2 separate regions of the Homo sapiens genome follow, and region 2 is linked to region 1. Evidence: chromatin loops called from intact Hi-C (ENCODE). Cell type or tissue: Caco-2. All regions are shown on one strand. Links, peaks and the distances in the headings refer to the core of each region. The heading gives the core; the rest is flanking DNA.

Region 1 (11,479 bases), core at 1,710-9,709:
CACTGTGGATAAATTTTTTTAAAATTTAGCTTTCCATTAGTGTTGCTATTATATTTGTGTGGGGGAAGTTAAGTAACATTTTTAAATAAAAGAGAGTGGCCAATCTTTCACTGCAGGGCTATGTCTAGTTTTTACAGAGCAATGGCCTCCCAAGATCCCTTCCAGCCCAGGCGTCTGGCATTTACCAGCTTCTAGTACAGGGCTCTGAGACTCCCAGAACAGCGCAGAAGCAATTGCTTATGCTTAACGTCTATGCTGTCAAAATCCAATGGAAAAATAAGAGCCACACTAAAGCAGAATCAATATAAGTTGTGAAAGTGTTGACCCCTAACTCTAAAAGTACTTTCTAAACATTTACTGAATATCTGCTATACGCCAGTCACTCTTCTAAAGGCTAAGGATACAAAAGACGAGTAGTACAAAGTTCTTGCCCTCGAGGAAGTTCAAAGCCCAATAAGGAAAGGAGACAGCAAATAATCAGCTACAGTGTAATATGGTCAGTGCTAAGACAGAGCATGGAGCAGGTGCTGTGGGATGTTAATTAGGGCATGTTTGGTGCAAAGAATAAGAATTACTTCAAACTGGCTGGAATCAAGGAGGGCTTATTATAAGGATGTAGGAAAATGTCGTGGAATTCAAGGCAGGAAGTGCATTCTGGCCTCACAAGACCCAGGAGCTGGAACCTGAAATATCAGAAACCAGAGTAGCTAGTAGTCTGTCTCTATCTCCCCATCTTTCTCATTCCTTCTGGGGGTAATGGAGTCTTTTGTATCCATTTGCTTTGGCAGCTCTATTCCTCTCTCTCTTTCCAGATTAGTCCCATTGCTCTGTTTTTATGAGGCTCACCTTGGCTTCCCCCAAAAGGGCATCAAGCTCCAGCCTCTACATCATGCTCAGATCCACCACTTACAGCTAATTAGACTCGCTGGGTCCCAATTCCAAATTACCGACAAAGATAATCTGATAGGTCAGTCCTGAGTCAGGCCCAAATGTGGTTGGGGGCAGGAGTCATGAAGCCTGCCGCCTGTTTAGCAAGGCCCATGAGCACAGACTTGCTGAGAAGGGGCAACACAAAAGCAGACAGTCTCCTTCACGGGAGAGCAAGGGACTTGACTTTGACTAGGGATGTTGCAGTTAAGAAGGTGGTTTTGAGTTGAGTTTTGGGGTGACAGTGAGGGGTTAGACTAGAATAGGGTGCGAATTTCAAATATAATTAGGAAGTAGAATCAATAGACTTGATTGCATGATAGAAGGAGGGTTGTAAATGGAATTTCAATGTATCACATAATTGCCTTGGCTCATCCTGTTTGCTAAGGAGCTGTTTAAATGTCACTGTCCTTGGACCCATCAGAGTTTTTTCCATAGTCAAACGCGATGAACTCCCACTTACTCAGCAATGGTCCCTTGTATTCATCAGCAATTCCAACTGCAGTAAGAGCAGACTTACAAGAAACAGTCTGATTCCTCAGAGGAATTCGAGACATCCATCTACAGTTTAAGTTTTCTGCTGCATAGCACATTCCAAGTTCACACACACACGCACACACATGCACACACAACAAGCACTTTCATGGAATGATGCATTGTATTTCTGTCTGGCTCTATATATCCTGTGTATTTTGCATAATGTATGGAATAAATTCACCACTCTATTACTTGAAGATAATTATAACTGGCTTATGTGGTATGTTATAGTCTGTGTATAAAAGAAAACATAGCTGATTTATAAACAGTGATTGTATACACATGTATGTCTAAAATCATTTTGGGTTTTTTGGTTTTTTGTTTGTTTTGAGACAGGGTCCCACTCTGTTGCCCAGGCTGAAGTGAAGTGGTGTGATCTTGGCTCACTGCAATCTCTGCCTCCTGGGATCAAGCGATTCTCCTGTCTCCAAGCGATTCTCCTGTCTCAGCCTCCTGAGTAGCTGGGACCGCAAGCACACACCACCATGCCTGGCTAATTTTTGTATTTTTTGGTAGAAATGAGGTTTCACCATATTGGTCAGGCTAGTCTCAAACTCCTGACCTCAGGTGATCCACCCACCTCAGCCTCCCAAAGTGCTGTGATTACAGGTGTGAGCCACTGCACCTGGGCTAAAATCATTTTGTTTTGTTTTGTTTCTTAGCAGAGGAGGTGCCAGTTTACAAATCCTTATTTATAAAGCTTTTTGCACATTAGTTCTTTCCATTCCCATGGCCATCAGCCTAATTCAAGGTGTTACCATCTCATCCTACATTGTTGCAGTAGCTCCTAACTGACCATTCTATCCATGGCCACCAGACTTCACATCGTTAAGCGTCACTTGCATGATGACACTCGCAGCTCACCAACCCTCTGTGTTCCCCTGTTAACTACCAAATAAAGTCCAAGTTCTATGTCCTAGCTTCAGCATCGTTAGAATTTAGTGCCCAACAACCTTGCAAGTTCCTTTGCTACTCATCCATGGTTCAGCTGCATTGAACTATACTTTACCACCAGCTTCCTAAATGCACACAGATCTCTTCAACCCACACAGACCTTTCCTTCTGTCTAGAATAACTATTCTTTTCTCTTCTCCAACTCTCTAGCTGATGCCACTTTTTTCTACTGCATCTTTGCTAATAAACTCAGCATATACTTATAATGTTTTATAAATTATATATATATAATTTTAAAATAGCCTGGCCACAGCTATTTTTTAGTAGGATTTCACCACTGCTCCTGCTCAGCAGTGTTGCTGCTGGCCCCCGTTTTATTGTACATAAATTCTACCCATCCCTTCTTTGTGCCTTTCACACCAGATTCAACATCCTGGGCAGGGGGTCTGGCAGGCTGAATTTAGTTTTTCTGTACATGCCCTGGCTTCTAAGAAAGAGGGAAGGAAATGGAGCCTCTTAGCCTCTGACTTTCCTTGAGGGGGTCAACAGTACCACGCACAATGAAGAATGCTCCTGCAAACAAAAGGTTTATCCAAAAAGACAGATATCAACTGCAACTTCTATTCACCCTTCAAGCCATGACTTTGATGTCACTTTGATGTCACTGTAAGAGGCTGATGTGAACTTCTCTCCTCTCCTTCCAGGAGGAGCCAGGGACTCTCTTTGGGATCCCAGAGCATTCTGGCCATTTCTCTATTAAAACATTATATTGCATTTTAAAATATGTGCTCTATCTTGAAAGTAATGTTCATTTTTGAAAATAGTCAAGTATTAAGTGTAAAGAAGAAAGCAAAAGCCCACTCATAATCCCATCATTAAGATTTGAGTTGTTTATCTTTACTCTTTCTTCTACTATACACATACATAACTTATCATGTACGGAGCTTGGGTCATACTTGTTACATGGCCTTATAATCTTTTTTTTGAGACAGAGTCTAACTCTGTTGCCAGGCTGGAGTGCAGTGGCATGATCTTGGCTCACTGCAACCTCCACCTCCAGGGTTCAAATGAGTCTCCTGCCTCAGCCTTTCAAGTAGCTGGGACTACAGGCACGTGCCACCATACCCAGCTAATTTTTGTATTTTTAGTAGAGACAGGGTTTCACCATGTTGGCCAGGATGGTCTTGATCTCTTGACCTTGTGATCTGCTCACCTCGGCCTCCCAAAGTGCTGGGATTACAGGTGTGAGCGAGCCACTGTGCCCGGCCTGATGGCCTTATAATCTTTATGTTCATATTTTTATCTAGAAAGAGGTGGAGGCACTGGTATTTCCAGCTTTGCCTCCCCCTGCTATTAATACCTAGTACCGTGTTTGGCACATGGTTGGCTCTTACTTGCTAAGTCAATGGAAAAGCTCCCAGAGGACAGAAACCACATTTTGAGTCACTTTATATTTGATTTAGGACCTATTATATGATCTTGCACATATTTTAACCTAATGCTTTCAAATGAAATAATTCAAGTCATGTCAATCTTTTAAATGTTAAAGTTTTGGGGTATAGATATGTATTGTGTGTTCTCCTCCCTACACAAATTTAATAGTAAGACCAGGAGTATGAGTTACAGTAGCAGTGACAATGACAATGGCCTTTGTTTCTGCTGTCTTACTAATGAATCACCAGAAACACTGAACCCTCCAAATTTCTCTTTCCCTCCCATTTGGAGAGCCAGACATTGTCTCATTGACAACCTTGAAGTTATACTTCCATAGCCATTTATCGTGACATTCAATGGTTAACTTTTTTCACTGCCCATGTAGAGTATTAGAGATGGCAGCAAATTCTTTGTCACTTTTGTTACTGAGAGATGGAAACTCTTTCTCCACCCCTCCGCTTATGATCTGGGCTTTGGTCAGTAGAATACAGTGGAAGTGATGCTATGCTGGTTCTGAGCCTTGCCATTAAGTGGGACCAGCAGCTTCCTCTTTTTCCCTCTTGGAATCCAGCTTCCATGCTATGAGGGAGCCCAAACAGCCACTTGGAGAGGCCAACAGGGAAGAGAGTCAAGGCCTGGGTCTACCGGCCCCAGCTGGCCAGCCAGGTGAGCACGCCAACTTGAAAGTCAAGTTGTCCCCAGGAGATGCTACATGGAGAAACCTGAATTGTCCAGGCTAACGCAGACCTAACAGCAAAACTGCGACCAAATAAATGGTGGTTTTTTTTTTAAGCCATTAAGTTTTGGAGTAGTTTGTGACATGGTAATACATAACTGAAACAGTTCCCGCAGTTAACCCTGCTTTTCTTCTAGAGGGAGGGGAGAGCTCTCTTGCCTCTAGGGCAAGAGCAGGAAACTTGCTCTTCAGTTTCTAATCTCTTCTGAGTTGGATAAAAGAACTCCTGAGTTCTCCAACTTTTAAATGTTTCGTTCTATAGAATTTCCATTTCTCAACAACTGACCAGGGTTTCTAGAGAGTTCTTAGGGCCTTCGACTTTGCCTTCCCACAGAGTAACCTCTCCAAACACCTAAGGCACTGCCCAAGAAAGTGAAAGAGGGAGGCCTCGATGGTCCCTTCTTGTTTAGGAGTCTTCATCACAGCTTCCTGGAGTTCTTCTTTCCCCCAAAAGATTCATCAGATCTCTGATTCTCAGGTAAGACTCCGCTTGCTCTGCCCTGGTAGACAAAGCTGGCTTCCTCTACATCCATATGTTAGCAACTTGCATGATATCCAGAGTGCCTTATTAACCCCAAGCAAACTTCCTAAACCTTCATTAGCTCATTGTAAAGCAACTCAATATCTCTCTCTTGGTTTTTGCTTTCCAGGCCTCTCAATTTCTTCTGCTGGATGCTTCGACTATCTGCTTTGAGTATCACTCCAGCATCTTAAATCAAGAGCTCTCTTCTGCTTCAGCAGCTCCCACGGTGCAATTTCCTCTTCCAATTCTGAAAAGCTGCAGCAGGATGTGCATTATCAGAGAATCCTGGGGATGGGGAGAACCTGGGGGGAACACTTAAAATGTTCCCCTGACTTCAGGCAGGACTGTGTGCACACCAGAGTGGTAACAAAGAATTTAGGACCTAAAAATAGCTCAGGGAATACTTAACTTTCTATAAGACATCTGGGATTCTCTCCTAATTCCCAATTTACCCCTCTTCTACCCTAATTCTCAAATCTCTAAGGCGGGGACTGAAACACTTATTAAAAACTCTAGGCTGGCTACACTGGCTCATGCCTGTAACCCCAGCACTTTAGGAGGCCGAGGTGGGTGGATCACCTGAGGTCAGGAGTTTGAGACCAGCCTGGCCAACATGGTGAAACCCCGTCTCTACTAAAAACACAAAAATTAGCTGGGCCTGGTGGCGGGTGCCTATAATCCCAGCTACTTGGGAGGCTGAGGCAGGAGAATTGCTTGAACCTGGGAGGCAGAGATTGCAGTGAGCTGAGACCGTGCCACTGCACTCCAGCCTGGGCAACAAGAATGAAACTCCGTCTCAAAACAAAAAACAAAACAAAACAAAACAAAACAAAAAATTCTAGAAAGCTGAATAGGTTCTCTTCACACCTGAGCCTCCTACCAACCCTGGGCTAGGCACACATCGATCTGAAATAAAGGGGTGGTAGTGGGCAGAGTCTTCATGAAACCAGCACCACTGTGAGGGCTTTTAGTTAGGGCAACCAATCCTCCAAATTGGGACACTTTTGAGAATAAAGAGGTTTGCTATTGATAATTATGCCATGGCAATAGTGATAAATTGGGGCTGTCCCAGCTAAATCAGGATGTACGGTCACCCTATATTTGGGAGCGGCTAAGAACGTGAGGTGGGGTGGGGGAGAGGAGGCAGGACTGCACTGAGAAGGAAAAAGAGTCCTAAAATACATCTCTTGTGTCCTCTGGTGCTTTTAGACCAATGGTTCTCATACTAAAATTGCCCGAGGAGGTTTTAAAAAATTATCAAGCCCTAGACCCCGACCTAGGCCAATTGCATCAGCACCTGTGAGGGTAAGAGCCAGGCATAAACATGTTTTGAGTGCCCCCAGGTGGCTTTAATGTATATCAGGGTCAGGAACCACTGTTCAAGGCCTCAGGGACAGTACTTAGACTCACAAGAGCCGACTGGTCCCTTTGGAGCCAAAAGACTCAAATCTACCTTAAGCTTTGACACATTATCTAAGTTGTCTTTCACTGCAAAGAGCAGAAAACCCTGGCAATCAGAAAGGAGATTTACCTTTTTTTTTTTTTTTTTTTTTAATTGAGGAGGCATCTTGCCCTGTCCCCTGGGCTGGAGTGCAGTGGCGCGATGTCGGCTCACTGCAACCTCCGCCTCCCAGGTTCAAGCAATTCTCCTGCCTCAGCCTCCCCAGTAGCTGGGATTACAGGCACATGCCACTGTGCTTGGCTAATTTTTTATATCTTTAGCAGAGATGGAGTTTCACCATGTTGGCCAAGCTGGTCTCGAACTCCTGACCTCGTGATCCACCCGCCTCAGCCTCCCAAAGTGCTGGGATTACAGGCGTGAGCCACTGTGCCTGGCAGATTTACTGCTTTCTGTAACAGGTAATATGAAGTCCTAAAGCAGGATGCATCTAGGCTTGGTTAATTCATTGGCTCAATGACATCATCAAGGACCTGCATTCTTCCGTCTTTTCCCTCTGTCATCCTAACTTGTTGGCTTTCCCCTGGGCTAGTTCCCCACATAGACACAAGAGGGTTTCCGCAGTTCTAGATCTCAGACGCAGGCATGAGGTCCAGAAGGACTGTCTCATCTAAGACCTGGAAGACTTTCCTGGAAGCTTCTCCTCCCCCTCTCCCTTACCTTCATCTCTTGTTTCATTAGCCAGAACTGGATCATTTGCCCACCTCCAAAACAACCACCAGCAGAGAGAAGAAAATCATCATGATTGGCTTGGGCTATTCAGGGCTCGCCACTGAGCTGGGTGAGAGTCCTCTTCCCTGAGGGAGGGACACCTGGCAAATCAGTGTCCTGTTGGCAAAGAAGGAAGGGTGTATAGGAACCAACAATGTCTGCAGCACCTAACAGTGACCAAAGTCAGATTGGTCTGTGCATAGGAATATCCACCCTAATGAGGTTGTTTTGAGGGGCAAATGAGATAGTGCATGCAAAAGTGCTTATGCTAAGTACTATTTTAAAAGATTTTTTAAAATAATTCCATTTCACAGAAGGAAAAAACTAAGGCACAGGAAAATTAAATGTTGTTATCAAAGTTTACCCACGTTATCATGATCTGACTTGTTGGCCTGTGTTCTTCACAGGCGACTAGTGCTACTTGAAATATTCTTCAAGCACATCCCACAATCTGGCTTCCTGTAGCTCAGCAATGGGGTCTTCCAACAGGGGATAAGAATGAAGTACAATGTAAATATAAAATAGAAGCTGATACTTGGGAGGCTGAGGCAGGAGGATTGCTTAAGCCCAGGAGGTGGAGGTTGCAGTGAGCCAGGATTGCACCACTGTACTCCAGCCTGGGCAACAGAGCTAGACCCTGTCTCTGAAAAAAAAAAAAAAAAGCTGAAGAAAACTATTTTTAAATAAAAAGTTTATTTTAAAAAACATTGTTATTTTTTCTAACACGTATTATTTAATTAGTCCTACTATTAATTACTACTAATTGCAACTGTTAACTACTAATATTGTTGTGTTGCTTAAATAATAACATTTATGTCACAGTAAATAATACAGAATATAATGTATAGCGAGAGAAGGGAGGAGGGGATCAATGTACAGTATTTACCGTGGCCAGGAGAGGAGGAATGGGGATGAACTAAAAAATCAAAAGGAGACCCAGAAACTACATAGATTTGTCAAAACAAGCAAACAAACAAAAAGACAATCCTGGCAGAAGCGTGGGAAGTAGAACACTATTGCTTAATATCTGCCAAGCCTGCAAAGGGTTCAGCACACATGGTTGCATGATGGGATTTTTTTGATCCCTTGAGGTTGATCTATGAAAAAACAGATGCTGCATTAGACTACTTTGCCATTTACAGGGCAGCATGGTACCTTATATTAAAGATGTCAGCTGCTTGGGGAGTCTTTGCAGAGGAGAGGATGGAGGACTGATACGTCCATAAAGCTGAGATTCTTTTCTGTTGAATTGTTTTAGAAATCACTAACTTAGTTCTTTCAAAATGCGAGTATTGCTTTCCTTCCCCTCATTCCGTCCTTTCTTAAAAATCTTGGCCCTAGTCTAGGTAGTTGGCCTGCTTTTGGGGTGGGAATAATGATATGTTTGAGAATTTTGAAATCCAGACCATGAAACAAAATGTTCTGTGGTTAAACCACAGTGCTAATGATACTGCTATCCAAACAACTACATATACCAACGTGTATTTTCGGGCTAGACATTGTTCTGCCATCTCTAGATTCCGATTTACAGTTGGAATAGTAAGCCTTGACAAACAGTAGGCAATGGATACATCCTTGGTAAGTATGTCCAAATAAGGAGAACTACTCTTGGGCAAGATTATGAAGAGGGCAATGTTTCCTTTCAGGCCCACCCAGTTCTCTTCTGCACGTCTCTGTTCTCTGCTTCCCTTCCCTTTCCTTCTATGGAGGAGGTGATAAGAGCTCTCGGCCTCCACCATCCTGGATTTGTTCCCCCTTCGGCTCCCTTCCCACTCACCTTTCCACTAGCTCCAAAATGATCACACTCTCCAACCCTCAGTATATTCTAGCTCAGCATGGCTGATCTGTACTAGGTGTTAGGATAGGGTAATATAGAACAGCAATCTTTGTTAAGATATGAATGACTGAAGATATTTACCTTTCAAATGAGATACTTTAAACCCAAATAAATCTGTAATTGGTGGAATTTCAGGCAATGACAAAAGGAAGAGAAATGAGGAAAATCCAGGGCCATCTTTGACATCACCACACATAGGCCACAACAAACTCGGTCTTCTTAAAGTCAGTTGTAGAATTACTCCTTGTCTTCAAGAGTAGAGAGGAAAGCAAGGGGAAACTCGTAAAGTCATGAGATACATCCCTTGGGATTGTGCCTCCTATCTCTCTTTAAGTCAACAATCATATATCTCTCTGGGCTATGTCCTTAGTGCATCTAGCATGGGTTTTCAATTGCACAAATTTGTGATAAAGGAAACACACACTTCAAGATACCTTTTCCCAGAAGTACTTCTTCTAAGATATCAGACCTTAGACCAGCAAGCTCACACCGACCTAGGAGTATAGGGCAGAGTTTTAAAATAAGCAAACCTAGACAAGATTGGTAACAAGGGATGATGATAATGATACATTTGTGGGTTCGGATTCTTAGGTGCCTGGGGGTGCCCTGATCAGAAGACTCTGAAAGAAGGAATAGTTCTTTAAGTCAAACCTGATGAATTTCTTGTATTAAACATCAGAAGTGGGTGAGAAATGGCAGCACTGAACAAACCAGGGAACTAAGAGGTTCTGCCACTGACTGTCTGTAATAGCAAAAGGTTGGGGAAAATTGAATGTCCATCCATGGGGAACTTGTTAAATGAATGATGATGTGTCCACATAATGAGATTCTAGGCAGCTATCAAACAAGATGAGAAAGCTATTTGCTGGTACAGGAATATACAGATTAAACACATAAAGGCGCTACTTTTGTGTAAGAAAAAGGAGAAACAATAATACACACATTCACATTTGCTGTATTTGCATAAATAAATAATAAAAATGCTTACTTGTACAGAGAAAATAGGAAGTGGAATGAGATAAATGGAAGAGGAGGGGAGCCAGACCCGTCACGGTTTGATATTGTTTCGACTTTTGAGCCATGAAAATATATTACCTATTTCAAAAGGTTTTGCGATTTGATATTGAAGTATTGTCAAAGTGGTTTATTGAGCATTTAATATATAATTTTCCAGTGAAGTAGGCTGAGTTTGTATGATTGACCACATTGGATCCAGGAGGAAATAGGGCCTAGTGTGATTTAGATACAATCCCACCTCTGCTATTCTTTGATCCTGGGCAAGTTGCTTAACTTTTCTAACCCTATCTGTAAAATGGGAATAATCGTAGAAGTGAAACAATGAATGTGGAGTCAAGTGAGGACTCAGTAAGAGTTAACTATTATCATTATGATTATCATCTACCATAGCTGGTCAGTGGCTGGGATGCTAGACCCCAGGTCTCCTGACTCCTAGTCCAGTTTGTGTTTCACCAGAACATAGGCAGGAAAGCGCTTGTTGTGTCTGTTCAAATAGAGATTTCTTGGAAGAAACACACCTTCTAAGAGGTATGAGCAGGTTGGTATTAACAAAGAAAAGTCTGTGAAATGAAATGAATAGATAATTCCTTTAAAAGAAGTTCTCTCCTCTATTCAGCATAGCACTATAAAACTTAACTGCAGTGGATGAATTAGTATTAGGGATTGATTTAAAATAATATAGGGGTAGAGAAAGTGGGTGGGGTATACATGAAACAAATTAGCCATGAGTTGACAACTGTTGAAGCTGAATGATGGGTACATAGAGGTTTGCATACTGATTGTCAACTTTTATATATATTTAACATTTCCATAATAAAAAGTTAAATATATATTGTAGCAGCTTAAACATGGCTACAAAATTCTCTGATACTCTTCCTGTTTGAGGGGTGAAGTCTATGTCACTTCCTCTTAATCCAGCAGGTTTTGGGACTGTTCTGACCAATAGAATGCAATGCAAGTGGCCCTGTGCCAGGCTCCCTTTAGGCCTTAAAGACTGGCAGCTTCTACCCTCATCTCTTGGAACACGGTCTGGAGTCCTGAGCCACCATGTAAGAAGTTTGACAACCCTGCTAGAGAGACCACAGAAAGGGGCTCTTGAGACTACACGGAGAGAAAAAGGGGCCTGGCTTCCCTGTTGTTCCTGCCAAGGAGGCACACATGTGAATAAAGCTTTCTTGGACCCTCCAACCTAGCCCCACCACCAGCTGAATTCCACAGAGTGACCTCATTGCTGTGATACAGAGCATAACAATTGTCCAGGAAAGCCCTGCCCAAGTTCTCAACCCACAGACAATAAATATGGGAAAATGATTGATGTTTAAGCCATCAAGTTTTGGGATAGTTTGTTACACAGCATTAGATAGATAACCAGAATACACATGCCACACACACACATGCACACAC
Region 2 (11,479 bases), core at 1,206-9,205, 71 kb before region 1:
TAATAGGCCGGAAAGAAAAGAGAAAGGCAGAAGGAAGAGGCTCCCCCGTACACAGCCAGAGGGATGGGGGCGGGGGGGTGCTCCAAAACCAAAAGAGGAGGTCCCCACCTGTCATGGATACCAGTCAGGTGTATATACAGAGGTTGGAGGAGGCGGTGTTTGATTTGCATAGGGCTCAGGGGATTGGTTTGACTAGGCATGTCACTTACGTAGCCCTGCGAGAAAGCTGGCCCTCTCATCCCAGCCTTTTAATATGCAAATGCATTGCCATGATGTTCTACACACGTGGGGATATGTGGGGGTGGCCATGTTGCCAGGAACATGTGAGGCAAGGGCGAGAAGGCTGCAGGAATCGCCATTTTGGGTGGACCCAGTTTCTAATGGCCTGCATTTGTATATCAAAGTTTGCCGGCCTGGTGGGGCCTTACAAGAAACTTTCCGGAAATGCTTTAAAAAATGAAAACTTCCCAAAGACCCCTTTCCCTCTCTATTTGCCTAAAATAATTTCTTAATAACTCCTACAACACAAATAACTTTTTTTTTTTTTTAAATAACTCAGGCTGGAGTACAGTGACGTGATCTCAGCTCACTGCAACCTTCACCTCCTGGGTTCAAGTGATTCTCCTGCCTGAGTCTCCTGAGTAGTTGGGATTATAGGCGCCTGCCGCCACACCTGGCTAATTTTTGTATTTTTAGTGGAGATGGGGGGGGTTTCACCATGTTGGCCAGGCTGGTCTTGAACTCCTGACCTCAGGTGATCCGCCCACCTCCGTCTCCCAAAATGTTGGGATTACAGGTGTGAGCCACTACACCTGGCCTCAAATAACCTACTTTATTAAAACACAACAACTTTGGGAGGCCAAGAAGGGCAGATCACGAGGTCAGGAGATTGAGACCATCCTGGCTAACACGGTGAAACCCCGTCTCTACTAAAAATACAAAAAAAAAAAAAAGGTTAGCAGGGCGTGGTGGTGGGTGCCTGTGGTCCCAGCTACTCGGAAGGCTGAGGCAGGAGAATGGCGTGAACCCGGGGGGCGGAGCTTGCAGTGAGCCGAGATCACGCGAAAAACAAAACAAAAACAACACAGCAACTAAAACATGACCATAATTCAAAATTAGGTTACAGAATCTAAGTTTATTTCATAAGTATTTTATTTTTTGATTTTTGTGTTGAAAAAAAAATCTGTTTTTTCTTTTTCCAAAAACATTCATTGTACATTTAGGTAGACATTTCTAAAAAGAGAGACATGTGTCTTGGGACCCCCACGTTTCATTATTTAGCTGTGAATTTCTTTTAATCTACCCACTTCTTTTAAATCGCAAACAAATTACTTGCAGCTTTCTTTAGTCTCTGCAGAAAATTACTCAAGTAATTGTCTTTATGATGTCTTTCCTTCTTATTTATATAACCACTGAAAAAGGAGATTTTCATTCACTTGACAAGTATTTACCCAGTGCCTTCCCTGGGTCAGGTATTCTGTTGGGTAGTAGGAAGGTACAATTATGAAAAAGGCAGACTCTAACCTGAAGGCATCTAGAGGAGGAGACAGACACAATTACGTAATCACGAATGCAAATGTAGCAACTTTGATAATGCAAACAAGTCCTACAAAGCCCAGAGTAAGGCAAACATAATCCCACCTGAGGAAGCTGGGACTGATGAATAGAGGAGGTGACATTAAGATGGTCTGGAAGGAATTCACCAAGTAGATAAAGCTAGACAGGCATCCTGGGTAAGGGACCGCTCAAACAAAGGCACAGAAACACGGTGTGATTACAAACTAAATGAGAAGGATTTTTACCGATGAGGAGGATTACAGCATGGCTATAGTACTGGGGGAGCAGGAACCTATTGCAATGTTCTCAGAGAGACACAGGTATACTGAATCAAGCATTGTGAAATCAATGAATTCAAGAAATATTTTGGAGGTAGGAGGTGACCATACAAAGAACACTTGAGGCATTTCATTCTTGCAAACGCAGCTGAGACAGGGCCGGCAGTACACACCTTTCAATGAATAGAAACTTTAAAATGTACTCTGCTAGTGAATTTGCGTGTTTGGAATAAAGTCAGTTGGGGCTTGGTAAAGGAGAAAAAAATTGTTGCATTGATAGGATCTGTAGATTTTGTTATAAAAGACAGATATGTAAATGAAAGTACATTCTGAGAATCTGATCCATGCTGAAACTGAGTAATAAAACCAGAACTGTATTGTTTCCAAAGTCTAGTTCAGTGATTCTTCTCCACTTCAAGTGGCTACAAACCAGAAAATCTAATTAACGATGGGAGGTGGGAGGGATGAGACTGAAGATTTACAGGAGATAAAGATTTATGAAAACTCAATATTCAGGATAAAGAAAGGGGGATAGAATAGCTCTTTAATTAAAAGATAACATTCCATTCTTTGTTTTTCATTGTTTAACAAAGATGAAAAGATATCCAGCCCTTTCTCTCTGGCAGAAAAATGCTTAACAGCTTTGAATATGGTTACGAAATGACACCCACGGCTGTGGATGGACATTAGTCTGTTTTTCTGAGCCCCCACAAGACAAGTCCCTAAATTCTGCCACAGGGAGGCCATATGATCACATGCACACAGCCTCATGAGTGGGCAGGGTGGCTGTGGTTTGCTCCCTGGGTTGTAAAACCGTCCTTGCCCAAGGCCTGATAAAAGCAGGTAGTGGAGAAAGGCTGCAAAGCCCATTTCTTAGGCAAAAGAAAAAAAAAAACATTTTCTTTTGTTTTGGTTTTTGCTTTTCAGGCAGTGTTTTGCTCTGTCACTCAGGCTGGACTGCAGTGGCATGATCATGGCTCACAGCAGCCTCCACCTCCTGGGCTCATGTGATCCTCCCACCTCAGCCTCCATAATAGCTGGGACTACAGGTGTACTCCACCACACCTGGCTAATTTTTATATTTTTAGTAGAGACAGGGTTTTACCATTTAGCCCAGGCTGGTCTCAAACTCCTAGGCTCAAGCAATCCTCCCACCTTGGCCTCCCAAAGTGCTGGGATCATAGGTGTGAGCCACTGCTCTCACCCAAGATAAAAAACTTTGATAGGAAAGTACAGAAAAACATTTTGGGGTTGTGGATGAGGAGATAAGGACAACTATATTTGAATCCAAGGAAGCAATAAGAACAAGTAGAACACATTTCTTCTGGCAGTCAGTGCTAGATCCTATCTGCTCAATTGGCCAGGTACTTTGAATGGTCAAACATATCATTTGGCCTTTGGAATCACCCTGCCTAAAAAAGTATTTCCTTGGGAAATAATAACAACAACAATAATAATGATGATGACAGGATATTGGCAGCAGTTAATACGCCCTGTGCCTAACATTCTGCCTAGTACTTTACATGGATTCTCTTATTAATCCCTTACAGCAGCTCTGTAAGGTGGAGACTATTTTTACTGCCAACTTACAAATGAAAATATAAAGGCCTACAGAGGTTTAATATCTTGCTCAGGGTCACACAGCTAGTAAGTGGTTGAATCCAAACTCCTGGGCTATTGTCACTACAACTAAACTTTATTATGCTTTATGACACTCACCACTTACAAAAACCTCTCAATTAATTATAATGCTTAGATGGTCTTCTAATTAATTAAAACTAGATGGCCTCGCTTTCGATCTTTACTGATAGTCTTTCTGAAGTCTATCCTACCTCAGTAAAGACTACATACTGAGCGTAATTATGCCTTTCACTGGTGACCGAGGGTCTTCGGTTAAGAATCATGATTTTGTCTCCCCTGGCATGTCTTCCCCGTGTAATTCTTACCCATCTTTCCAGAACCGATTCCACTGTCAGCCAATCTAGGAAAGGTTTCCCTCACCACCCAGATCATACTGGGTCTTTTTTTTTTTTTTTTTTTTTTTTGGCAAATAATTGCCCATATCTCCTATTTTACTTCACAGAGTAAACCTCAGGTATTTCAGCTTCAGTCATGTAGATATTGTGGTGGCTTTGTACTGTGTCACCTTGGCTCACCTGATCTGTGTTTCCCAGAGTTTCCTTACCTGTGTGTTTCCGGTGAGAATGGACACAAGAGACATTTTCACACGTAATTTGGAGGTGAAAGTGAAGCAGCAGCCATTTACAAAAATGCTCCCATTTTATTTTGGAATAATTTTAGATGTTCAGAGCCACTCTGTTCTTATGTTCCGAGGATCAGGGCAGGTGCTTTCACAGCTCGCACACGTACTTGTTTTTCTGTGGCTCCCCTACTTGGTGTGGGGCATCTGCTGGGCCTGCCACTGCTCCCCCTTCCTCTAGATGCTTCTTGGGCTTCTCTGACTGCTGGGTCAGGAGTGTGTTTAGCTCCACGACGAAAGGTACCCTCTTTCTGCAGGACACTCACACCATCAAGGCTGACGAGGGCTGACCGGGTTCCAGAGTCCTTGTGGGTCCGGGTTGATGCTCATGAGTTCTAGTTGAGCTTGTGGTAGGTTGCTTCCCTGTGCTCTCCCTCCATGCCTTCTTCCCATGGATCTGTCCCTTCCTAACTCTCTGCCCAGTGGACTTCTAACTCCAGCATCAGAAGTGAAGAAAACAGCTTCACACAGTTTAACCAGCTCTACAATTAAGTAAGCTCAAATCCCTGTAAACTGTGTGTGTATACATCATGGTTTTGCTTCTCTTTGAACCCTGACACAGATAGATAGATATAAACGGGTTGAAAGCTTGAATCCAATGAAAACATTACCTTTCATTGGTAAGGTCTCATTCTGGTAATTTATTCATATCCCGAAGTCAGGTTCAAGCAAAGAAGAAAGGAAGAAGAAAAGGCAAGGAGCAGGAAAAATAAAAGTAATTTGTGATAATGTAATATATGTCCACTTTGCACAGGCACTAGGCCAGTGCTAGAAATACAAAGATTAATATTAACCTTAGACCTCATAATCTATGGGGGAGGAGGATTCTTAAAGAGCTAACTATGATAGAATAAATGCTATATAATTGGCATGAATAAAGTACTACAGGAACATGGAGGAGAAAGTCATTAGTTCTAACTGACAGGACCAGGGAAGGCTCTGCAGGTGAAGCAGCACTGATGCTGGGCCATGAAGAATGAGTCATTCACCAGTGCAGGGGCTCTCGAACTTCAGCAGGCATCAAAATCACCTGCACGGGCTATTGCAACAGAAATTGCTGGGCCCCACCTCTGAAGTTCTGGCTCAGTAGGCCCCAGGTGAAACCTGAGAATTTGTATTGCTACAAGTTCCCAGGTGATGCTGATGTGCTCCTGGCCTGGGGACCACACTTTGAGAACCACAGCTCTAGTGAAAAAAGGTGGGGATGAAGATGGCACGTGTTCCAAACAGAGCAGAGGCAAATGGAGATATGCATAAAAATTCATTGGAAATTAATTTCCCCTGCCCACAGCCCCCTCTCTCATTCTCCTCTCTCTCTTACTATTTCTAGTTACTTTTCCTCGTCCCTTTTTTTTTTTTTTTTAGATGGAGTCTCTGTCACCGAGGCTGGAGTGCAGTGGTGCAATCTTGGCTCACTGCAACCTCTGCCTCCTGGGTTCAAGTGATTCTCCTACCTAAGCCTCCTGGGTAGCTGGGACTACAGGTGTGCACCAAGCCTAGCCAATTTTTGTATTTTTAGTAAAGACGGGGTTTCACCATATTGGCCAGGCTGGTCTTGAACTCCTGACCTCGTGATCTGCCCGCCTCGGCCTCCCAAAGTATCCTTGTCCTCTTTACCTACTGTCTTGGATGCATCAAGTTTTATGGTGTCTTTGAGGCACAAAAGTGGAGATGTACAGAAGGCAGGAGACAACCAGGGTCTCAAGTTCAGGTAAGTGGTCAGGCTGGACGTGTTGATTTGGGAGTCTACACAGAGTGGTAATAGAGGGAACATGAAAGCAGGGGGCAGTCAGCACACACGGAGAGTGTGTGAAGGGAGAGAGGAGCCAGCGGGAAGGCAGGGGAGGAGAGCACAGAGCACAGGAGAGCCAAAGACAGAGAAGCACCAGCAGTGGGAGGACAAAGGGGATGCTGCCAAGGAAGGGGAATGGGAACGATCAGAGAAACAGCAGAAGCACAAGAGAGTTGTTTTTTGTTTCTTTCCCTCCCTCCCTCCCTCCCTCTCTCCCTCCCTCCCTTCCTTCCTTCCTTCCTTTTTCTTTTTTTTTGAGACAGAGTCTTGCTCTGTTGCCCAGGCTGGAGTGCAGTAGCACAATCACAGCTCACTCCAGCCTCGACTTCCTGGGCTCAAGCAATCCTCCCATCTCAGCCTCCCAAGTAGCTGGGACCAAAGGCATATGTGCCATGCTTGACTAATTTTTTTGACATTTTCTAGAGATGGGATCTCACTATGTTGCCCAGGCTGACTCAAATTCCTGGGCTCAAGCGATTCTCCTGCCTTGGCCTCCCCAAGTGCTGGGATTACAGGTATGAGCCACTATGCCCACCTGTAAGAGTTTTGTTATGAAGGTCAAGGAGTGGTCAACTGTCTCAAATGCCACAGGTGAGGGCTGGAGAGAGGTCAAGGGATTGGCTAGTGAGTCGATCAGTGATGGCCTTTATCAGAGCAGTTTCAGCAGGACTGTGGAGACAGACTTCCCACTGCAATGATGTAAGATGAAAGGGAGGTGGGGAAGTAGAGAAAGTAAATGTGGGTTACTTTCAAGAGAAGCTTGGCTGTGAAAGAAAGGAAAGATGTGCAGGCATGAGTAAAGGGAAACCTACCTAAAAATTAAGAGAGAAATCTGCTTTTCAAAAAATAGAGAATTGAGCATATTTTATGGTTAATAGGAAAGAAGTAGAGGCTGAAAGTATGGAAAGAGGGAGGGAATGTGTAGGGCTCCATGTGCTGCAGGAGAATTCAGAGGACGGGCCCTCAGCCCAGGAGGGGAGGGCTGAGACACAGGAAAGTGAAAGGCTTGGATCATGCCTTTTGCTCTCTTTCAATCTCTCTCTCTCTCTCTCTCTAGAGAGAGAGAGTGAGAGAGATGGAGTCAGAGGGAGGGCAAAGGAGGGATGGAAGAAACAAGAGAGAGAGAAGGTAGTGGGAGATACAGGGGAGTGAAGAGATATGAGTTTGGAGTAATCCCTGAGGTGTGAGGAGGGTGAACAGACTTATAAAAACCATCCTGTTCAGGGGCCAGGCACGGTGGCTCAAGCCTGTAATCCCAGCACTTTGGGAGGCAGAGGCGGGTGGATCACGAGGTTAGGAGATCGAGACCATCCTGGCTAACACAGTGAAACCCCGTCTCTACTAAAAATACAAAAAATTAGCCGGGTGTGGTGGCGGGTGCCTGTAGTCCCAGTTACTCGGGAGGCTGAGGCAGGAGAATGGTGTGAACCCGGGAGGTGGAGCTTGCAGTGAGCCAAGATCGCGCCACCGCACTCCAGCCTGGATGACAAAGCGAGACTCTGTCTCAAAACAAAACAAAACAAACAAAAAAACCACATCCTGTTCCACACTGAAGGCCTAAATTGGCCTGGAATTCCTAAGTTTGTCTCCACAGAGTGATCAGCAGCCAATATACAATGGCATAAAAGGTAGATGGCTGTTATGAATCCATTCTCACACTGCTATAAAGAAATACCAGAGGCTGAGTAATTTATAAAGAAAAGAGGTTTTATTGGCTCACAGTTCTGCAGGCTGTACAGGAAGCATAGTAGCTTCTGGAGAGGCCTCAGGAAACTTACCATTATGGTGGAAGGCGAAGGGGAAGCAAGCACGTCTTACATGGCCGGAGCAAGAGAGAGTGAATGGGGAGGTAACACACACTTTTAAATAACCAGATCTCATGATAACTCTATCCTGAGACAGCACTAGGGAGATGGTGCTAAACCATTAGAAACAACCCCCATCATCCAATCACCTCCCACCAGGCCTCACCTCCAACACTGGGGATTACATTTTGACATGAGATTTGGGTGGCGACACAGATCCAAACCATATCAATGGCAAATGGAGCCAAGGCAAGGCAGATACAGCAAAATAAAAAGCAGCAAAGATGGAGACTTAGTAAGGAGTAAAGATCTAGTAACTAAGACAGGAATAGCAAGAAGAAAAATAAGGTGCCTGAAGAAACCCGTCTGGATGAGCTGCACTGAGATGCCTTCGAGACATTTAGGAGAGAAGTACGAGGATAGAAATATAACCTGTAGTTCAGAAGAGGTTAAAGACAGGTTTGGAAGTCAGCTGCATAGAGGTGCTGATTCAAGTCAAGGTCACTGTTGCAATAACCCAGGTGGACTATGTAGAATGGGAAGAAAGGATGGAGCCAAGGAGAACACTCATGTTTAGGGGGCAATGGAGGAATGGAGGCTGAAAAAGTGGTCATAGAAGGGCCAGGCATGGTGGCTCACACCTGTAATCCCAACACTGGGAGGCCAAGGTGGGTGGATCACCTGAGGTCAGGAGTTCAAGACCAGCCTGGCCAACATGGCGAAACCTCATCTATATTAAAATACAAAAAATTAGCTGGGCGTAGTGGCACACACCTGTAATCCCAGGTACGTGGGAGGCTGAGGCAGGAGAAGTGCTTGAACCCGGGAGGTGGAGGTTGTAGTGAGCCGAGATTGCACCATTGCACTCCAGCCTGGGCAACAGAGCAAGACTCTGTCTCAAAAAAAAAAAAAAAAAAAAAAAAGGTCATGGAAATAGAGGAAAATGAGGAAAGAATGTTGTCATGAAAGCCAAGGAAAGAAAGGTGCAAGACAAAGAGGTGGTCAACAATGTCAAATGTCCTTAGAGTTCAACCAGGACTAGCACTGAGAGGAGTCTGCTGGATTTAGCAATTCAGAGGTCACTGGTGACATTGGCATGAAAGGTTTTAGTAGGGCACAGGGTCAGAAACCAGGTTATAATTAAGTTGAGAAAGGGATGGGAGGAACTTTGGCTGTAAACAAACAGATGGAGCAATAGTTCAAAGAACAGTCAGGATCAAAGAAAGATTTTGTTTTTTGAGAGAGCTACAGTAAAACAGCACATTAGTACTGAGCATTTGTATAGGCTGATAATAAGAGCTGAAAAGAGAGTATGAATAAGACAAGATAACATGTTTGCTTATCAAGTTAGCAAACTTTTAATCAAAATGACAATGCTGGTGAGAATGCAAATTGAAATGCAAATATTTCTGGATTTGTCAAATATGTAGGAAGATGCAGCCCAGGCTATATTCAGGGATAAATTGGTGGTCTTAGATATTTTCATTATAGTAGAGACAGAAAGGAGGGAAGGAAGAGAAAAAGATGCACCCTCTTCATGAATTTAGAAAGAAACATATAAGGAAACCACGAGGGTGACAATAACAAAGTAAAAGCGACAATCAATGAGCTTTTTAAGACAGCAAAATTAACATGAAGAAATCCTAGAGCTGCTTCTAGAAAATTAAAATATCAAGTGTCTTAAGAAAGATATGCAAAGTAGCGTTATAAAGTATCTATAATATATATATGTACTGATGGGGGTATGTGTGTGTATATATGTATGTATATACATACATCTATAATTGTATATACATAGAACTTTAAGTTATAGGTTACAGCAAGGCAAAATAATTCTTGTCTATAGACATGCAAATTCTGTTCTGTCAAGTAAACTTTTTTTTTTTTTTTTGAGACAGAGTCTCACTCTGCAGCCCAGGCTGGAGTGCAGTGGCACGATCTCCGCTCACTGCAAGCTCCACCTCCTGGGTTCACGCCATTCTCCTGTCTCAGCCTCCCGAGTAGCTAGGACTACAGGTGCCTACCACCACGCCCGGCTAATTTTTTGTATTTTTAGTACAGACAGGGTTTCACTGTGTTAGCCAGGATGGTCTCGATCTCCTGACCTCGTGATCCGCCTGCCTTGGCCTCCCAAAGTGCTAGGATTACAGGTGTGAGCCACTGCGCCCGGCCTCAAGTAAACGTTTAATTGACTATTCTTTCTCCCACACTGCCACAAAACAATGAGTTTTGCTTCCATTTGCACATTTATTTCAATATTTATGAATCAATGTTGTTGGTCCATAGATGTGTCCACTTTCTGAATTCTCTTTTTAACTGGTTATAACTATAACATCTGCCTGATTCCCTCACTAATTAACGTGTACCATAAAGTAACGCATTCATTTATATATTTGTATGAGAGCCATGAATTTATCTTTTTCTGACAACTATCCTTTAACAGTTGCAAACTTTTAGAGAAAAGCTAATTTTAATGCTAAATCAATTATGCTCAAATATGGAAAATTATGGAAAGCTACTCAAACTTTTTTATAGGCTATTTCTGATGCCAAAAACTGATAAGCATATCTCCAAAAAAAGAAAACTACAAGCCAATTTTATTTCTGAACAAAATATATCAACTCTCACAGTTTTGAGCTGATGCAGTTTTACAGTTATTTATCAATTTTTTTACATATCTACCGTTTATGTCTTAAACAGACAAACAAAAAAGACATCAATTATTACTGTCCTTAGATCTCGTAACCAGTTTTATCAATTGGTACTGCAGAAAGATCTCTTTTAACTCCATCTTTTCAATATATGGATTGTCAGGCAGCTTTCTCAAACATGCCAGTAAGTACTTTGATAATTTTTTCAATGACCATAGTTTAAGGAGTAGTTAAGCTAGATTTGTAGAAACAAATAAGGAAGACCAAGTTCAAAGCATCAGCCTCTCAATAAAATATAAAGCCGCAGAAATGTTATCCGCACAATGAAAGAATGTAAATCAGGAAAAAAGTTACCTATCAGTCCAGGTTTCAATACTAACAAATCTGGTTTGTTTTAGAAGAGGTTACCATCTAGAACTTTCACATTACTGAATTTAGTTACAGATCCAAAACCAAAGTTGGTGCGATCCCTAATCCCCTTTGAAATCTTGGTTTTGGTAACTGGAGTTCTGCCAGACAAGCTACATTTGAGAACAAAGTCTCTCACAGTTGGTAAGAAATTGCTATTCTAGAAAATAAAACTTAGAATATAAAGAAAGAGTAGGCCACCAACTTACAGGGTTGTTATGGGAACAAATTAAGGGTGGGTTCTATTAGTGTTTATTTTGCAACGTTTATTTTGCAATGTTCTGGAAGCTTCGGACAATGTGAACAGCTAGAAATAACAAGTATAATTCTGTAAAGGAGGAGGCAAAAATAATTTGTTTCCAGGTGATAGGCTTATTTACCAACCAAGCCCCTCACCTCACCCCTGCAAAAGAGTTAACTGAAAAACTATTACATTTAACAATAGAGCTTAGCAAAGTGGCTGAATACAACATAAATATCTAAAAATCAACAGCTTTTCTGTGTACTTGCAAAAATAATTAGAAGATATAATAGAAAAAAGAAGCCATTTACAATGTGCAAGATGTAACATATAAAGGGAAAACTTTGCTAAAAGATAAAAAGACATCCCAAATAAATGGAGAGACAGTAAAGAGTTATCAATTCTGTGCAGATTACTTTACAGCAGCGTATCTCTAAATGGGGTCCAAGGATTACTGCCTCAAACATCACCTCAGATGCTGATTAGA

Evidence for each region. Hi-C counts contacts between places; a loop is a spot of excess contacts. Peaks named below come from ENCODE experiments on the same cell type or tissue, not always from the same donor. Only the 100,000 strongest peaks of a DNase experiment are listed, where the experiment ranks them.
Region 2: it touches region 1 in a loop (7-fold over the local background); 1 of 110 quality-filtered maps calls a loop at or near these places.

Annotation. Positions count from the first base shown.
Region 1 is chr4:82,593,173-82,604,651 of GRCh38, forward strand. No RefSeq gene overlaps it. Among named protein-coding and RNA genes, the nearest start is that of LINC00575, 23 kb to the right of the region's middle. In Caco-2, for the core only: no CTCF peak of the experiment used is centred there; a DNase peak (open chromatin) is centred at 6,379.
Region 2 is chr4:82,523,164-82,534,642 of GRCh38, forward strand. All of the region lies in intron 1 of TMEM150C (transmembrane protein 150C), which reads right to left. Among named protein-coding and RNA genes, the nearest start is that of TMEM150C, 33 kb to the right of the region's middle. RefSeq lists an enhancer at 8,733-9,027. In Caco-2, for the core only: no CTCF peak of the experiment used is centred there; DNase peaks (open chromatin) are centred at 1,648, 2,598 and 8,768.